Linked DNA regions of Homo sapiens: region 1 is linked to region 2. Evidence: chromatin contacts called from ENCODE Hi-C data. All regions are on one chromosome and are shown on one strand. The core of a region is the stretch at or near the end of the contact, and the rest is flanking DNA. Distances in the headings are between cores, read along the strand shown.

The links. A loop is a pair of places that touch in the nucleus more often than their neighbours do. Pooled maps may share reads with other maps.
Region 1: a map of naive thymus-derived CD4-positive, alpha-beta T cell shows a loop between it and region 2 (30-fold over the local background). The contact joins the promoter of DNAJC16 here to the promoter of DFFA in region 2. A Hi-C loop is called at or near these places in 1 of 168 maps with a recorded cell type or tissue (naive thymus-derived CD4-positive, alpha-beta T cell), 1 of 37 single-sample maps with no recorded cell type and 10 of 50 pooled maps.

What each region holds. Positions count from the first base shown.
Region 1 is chr1:15,525,410-15,528,109 of GRCh38, forward strand. It overlaps DNAJC16 (DnaJ heat shock protein family (Hsp40) member C16), which reads left to right and starts at 1,439. Exons shown (of 15, transcript NM_015291.4): 1 at 1,439-1,549. RefSeq lists enhancers at 1,095-1,598, 1,114-1,213 and silencers at 1,324-1,463, 1,585-1,879, 1,804-1,903.
Region 2 is chr1:10,471,219-10,473,918 of GRCh38, forward strand. DFFA (DNA fragmentation factor subunit alpha) reads right to left here and starts at 1,311. Exons shown (of 6, transcript NM_004401.3): 1 at 1,105-1,311. The coding sequence starts at 1,240. RefSeq lists an enhancer at 780-879.

The DNA.
Region 1 (2,700 bases), core at 189-2,688, 5.1 Mb after region 2:
CCTCCACCCCAAGTAAAACCATAAGCTCCCCTCACCGCCCTTGTGCCCAGATCGCAGTTGACTGTTCCAAACTCGAGTGTCTGATCCAACCAAGCCCACCTTACACAGTCTTCCATTCCCTCTTCCCTCCCTCCCACCCTAACACCTCCCACACAGAAAAAAAAAAAAACGGCAGAAATCTAGTCCTGTAAACTCCCATCGTTCTGAACGGTTCATTTTCACATTTCAAAAATAATCGTTTCTGTTTACTGAGCATTTGCTAAGTCCCAGGCATCGTGCTAGCCACTTTTCATGCTTATTTCACTTATCCTTAACTACAATCCTGCCAGGAAAGTATTCCCACCCCCCGCCGGTTTTACAGATGTAGACCCTAGGGTTCAGGGAAACGAATGTTTAAGGTCACTTGGGTACTAAGTGGCCGAGGCAGGCAGGATTGAAACCCGAACCTGACTCTGTAAGCCACACTCTTAAGAATCCACCTTAGAATATAATCTCTTGAGCACCAAAACCTCAGCCCCATTCGTTCACTTCTACGAATATTTATTGAGCCTGTAGTCAAACACTAAGAACATGAAGGTGAACAAAACAAAATCCCTGCTTTTAGAGTTTACATTCCAGTGGAAGGATCAGGTGATAAACTATATCAATAAATAAGACATACTATGTTAGATAGTGATAAATGCAAAGAGAAAAAAATAAAAACAAGACAGGGAGATATGAAAGCTCTTTATATCCGCAAGGGATCTATCTCATTGGCTCAAAGAAAGTTTCCTTCACTTACCTGTGCCTTATCCCTCTCTCCACCCCCACCGCCCTTTCCCCGTGCTTAAGGCACAGACTGGTACATTCTTGGGTGGAGCTCGGTTTTCGGTAAACGGGATTAAAAGTCCTGGATTCTCTCAAAAAAAAAAAAGATAAGTAAACAAAAATAAAAGGAATGCTGGATTCTAGGCCTTGGGCAAATCTCTGCCCCTCTCTGGACCTCGGTCTCCCTATCAATATTGCAGGAGTTGGAGAGTTAAAGAATCCCTAAGGTCACTTCCAATCTGACGCTCTAAGGTTCTACGAATAGGGTTAAAGAGAATAGGGACCAGAGAGTGCGTCCCCATCCTAGCAACTGTTGCTAGACGAGGGCCATCTCCCGGTAGGAGCGGAAACACCTTCCTGGATCGAGGAGGTCCTTCTGGTATCCCATCATGCATAGCGACTTCGCCTCGCTAGGAGGCACGTTTTGGCCTCTTTGGTCACGATCAGCCTTTTGGCTGCAACCAAAGAGCGCGCCTCGTTTCTATAGCAACCACCCCAGGTCCACGCCTAGACGGCGAGTGGCAAGGGTCAAAATAGATTCGCCCAGTAGACGCCCTCGACCTGTTCGGTCCTCGCCTTCAGTGCGATAGACCTTTAAGCGTCACGTGACTCCCCTCGGGCTTGTCCCCTCCTCTTTCCCCTCCCCAGGCCCAGGCGAGCGCTGGTGTGGACGGGAAGCTCCCGGCCCGGCGAACTAACTGGAGCACGGAGCTGCAGCCGGTTGGGCCGGTGTACTTTCCCGGTAACTCCTTCCCGGCGTGACGCGCGGAACCGCGGACGCGGCGGGGCCAGGCCGACTCAGGGATTTCCCCTCAGTTCCTTCTCGTTTCCAGTCACTGCTGGCCCCGGGGGGAGCCGGGAGCCAACAGGGCCGGGCCCTGGGCTCTCGGAGGGCGGCGGGGGAGGGGGCTGTCTCCTGCAGGGTTGCGACCTCCGGCAGGAGCGCGAGGCGGGGCTTAGACCTGGAGCTTGTCTCTGGGAGCTTCTTCCTGGTCCTGGATATGCTGCCCAGAGAGCTGGCAGCCTACCTGTTGGGCAGGTGTTTGCTGCTCCGAGGTCGGCGCCGTCTATCTCGCATGTCAGCTAAAGAACTTCCCAGACCACCGCCACTTCGGCCCTCTAGCTGGAAGGAACTGACATGGTTAAATAAGGCAGCGATCGTACTGCATGGTAGAAATAATAGCACTAACGACCATTTGTTGACTGTTGACTCTGGGCTCAGTAAACCCTTTACATGCATTTAGTCCCCACATGATGATCCTTCAAGGTGGTAGTATTCATTCCCATTTTATGAATAAGGACGCTGATGCTTAGTAAGTTTAAATAATTTGCCCAAGGTAATAAAGTAGTGGAGAATAGATCCTAGTCTTCAACCCATATGCTTAACCAGTAGCTACATTGCCTTCACGTGTTTTCTAGGATATAATAGGTTGCCTTAACAAAGAAGAAACTGGTTTGTTTTAGGATTTTATTCAGCACGTATGCAATTTTAAACGTTGGTCATCAGATTAGTCAATTTTGTGAGGACTCCCAGGCGGCATTAAACTTGCACTTACGGAAATCCACCACTGTTATAGCTTTGCCCTTCTTCAGTAAGGTGTCACAGAAGACACTTGAACCTTAAAACTGTATTAACTTGTGAGAAATCAAGATAAATGTGTTCCTTGAAAAAAAACATTGTAGGGTATAACAGCAATCATAATTGTGGAGTATAAATATCTGCAGTTCCAGCACTACCCTGTTCATTAACCAGCCAGGATTATTTCCAAAATTCACAATGAATTAAGTCACTGTACTCACCAGAGATGGAGCTTGAAACTTTTAAAGACCACGCCTGCTATTTGGTCTTTGCCGTTAATTCTTCTTCACATGTAAAACTAAATTTTTTCTTGC
Region 2 (2,700 bases), core at 61-2,560:
GGTCTGTACTATTCCATTTAGTGATAGCAATGCTTCAAATACTAACGGGACTGGAGTGATCAGAAATAGCCAAGAGACTACAAATATCCTTCAGCGGTGTTGTCTACCACCCAATAGAACAGCAAGGCATGTATGCGCTGGACTGCAGAGAACACCAGCCTCTGTGCCACGCACATCCAGCCACGGCACTGAAGGGGAATTAGAAGTAAAGTAATCTAATGTCAGGAAAAAAAATACATAAATGCTTATATGCAAAATCCATGTTACCAAAGCATTTATAATGCTTTGGCTGTTCATGGGTCTCTGAAAATTTCCATATGATTTCTGTTGGTGACTGAGAGGAAGCAACTGTGCCCTCTGACACACACTGTGACTACATGCCTGGGGCTGGCTCACACATGTAACCTGTAAAACTTCTTTGGGTAAGCGATTTGTTGCTACTGGCTAATAAGACTTGTAAGTCACTTAAATATATCATCTTATTTGAGAGAACCAACAACCCTTTGAAGCAGGGCTATAAATATTATACCCAATTTGCTGATGAGAAAACTGAGGGTTGAGAGCTGGTTAAGTGCAAGGCCAAGCAGCTGGTAAAGGTATGGGGCCGGGCTCGGAACTTCCGTCGGCTCCGTCACTTACAACTCACGTTCCTTGTCTGGACCTCCAGAAATGGTCAGTAGCAGCTCCCTCTTTCCTGCATAGGTTCCTGCCAGAGCGGACGGTGGAAACCCCTCCCCACACCGCCGTGGGCTCAGCTGGGGGTTCTTGTACCATCTGAGTGTGGCGGAGTGGCAGGAACCCAGTGGGGTCCGTTTGGTCCAACATCGAAGTGATTTCAGGCAAGAGACCTAAGCCGAGTCTGGCTTAATTTGCACATTGCTTCCTGGCTGTCTTCCCACCACCGTGGAGTCTCACACGAGATTAATTACGCTCAAGCGCCTTAAATCTGTAAATCGCTATGCCCACTCGGACCGTTTCTGTCCCAAGCCTCCACCCGAGATACAAGAATCCCCAAGTCGCCTCTCCTGACCCCGCCTCGCCCCCGCCGGACGTCCTCACCCGGCCCTGGCTCCCCCACACCCTCGCCCGGGGTCCCGAGCCAACCCTTGCTCCTCAGGTCTTCGAGGCAGGAGGCGGCCACGCCGTGCTGTTCGCGGCTGTAGTTGCGGCGCAGCAGACACGGCTTTAGAGTCCGGATCTCGCCAGATTCTGGTACCCCGGCGTCCCCGGTCACCTCCATCCTCCACAAGGTGGGACCTGCCCACCTTCGAGAAGTCGCGGGAGGCCGGAGCGGCGGTCCTTCTACTCGACCCCCTTCCGCAGCCTGCCGGGAGATGTAGTTCGTTCCGCAGCAAATCACACGTGAGACCAGGGCACGCCGGGAAATGTAGTTCTAGTTGCCGCTAATCACGTGTGGCGTCGAAGCATGCCGGAAACTGTAGTCTCTGGGTTTAAAGCCGCTTTCGTTCTATCGCGCGATTCAGCCTAGGAGTTGTTTTTAACTTTTAGGAGCTGCATTCGCGCGTTCAAATATAAGGCCAATAGAGACTTATTTTGCATGACGATGCACACGCATGTATACTGTATTGAATTTTTAGAGCATTCCTATTCGCATATGAGATGCATAATGCTAATACAGACACCCGCATGTTTCCACCCATTCTATTTCCTGCTTCAACTGTGCAAATTAGTTTGGGGTCTCAGAACAAAACGCTTAAATAAATATAGTAAGCATTAAAGTCTCAAATGCATCGGAGAGGAAAGGGGAAATGCGACTCGGCACTGTTGGAGATTGTTCAGATGCCTCTTGACAACATATTCATCTTTGTTTTAATACTGCTACTATGGAAAAGTTTGTTTTTTTCCTCCTGAAAAATAAACATCTAAGATTAAAAGAATAGTAATAAAAATGATCAAAAAGTTCCTCTCTTAAAAGAGGGCATTTTATGTAAACTAGAAGTAATTATCTGCTCATATTTATTCATTCGGGGGACACTTTCCTTCCTTGTTTCTTTTTTCTTTTTTTGAGACAGCGTTTCGCTCTGTCTCCCAGGCTGGAGTGCAGTGGCGCGATGATGGCTCACTGCAGTTTTGATCTCCTGGGCTCAAGCAATCCTCCCACCTCATATTTTGTTTATAAAAACGTGGGCAAGGGCCCCGGGGGCGGTGGCTCACCCCTGTAATCTCAGCACTTTAGGAGGCCGAGGCGGACAGATGATCTGAGGTCAGTAGTTTGAGACCAGCCTGGCCAGCATGGTGAAACCCTATCTCTACTAAAAATACAAAAATTAGCCGGGCGTGATGGCGCACGCCTGTAGTCCCAGCTCTTGGGAGGCTGAGGCAGGTGAATCGCTTGAACCCGGGAGGCGGAGGTTGCAGTCGGCCCAGATCGCACCATTGCACTCCAGCCTGGGCGTCAGGAGCAAGACTTCGTCTCAAGCAAAAACAAAAACAAAAGCAAAAACAAACAAAAAAAACGTGGGAGAGGAAATTGGATATTATCTCAAGAAAAGTTTAGACATTTAAAACAGCGTTTAGTAGGAGGAATTATTCATTAAGTCATCCCTTTTAAGCAGTCTATATTGATCAAAACACAACTATAATAGGAGCTGGCGGTTAACTCTAATGTATGTATCCTTTTTCATATAATTTCATTTTTTATTTTCTTATCTTATTTTTAGACAAGGTCTCGCTCTGTCG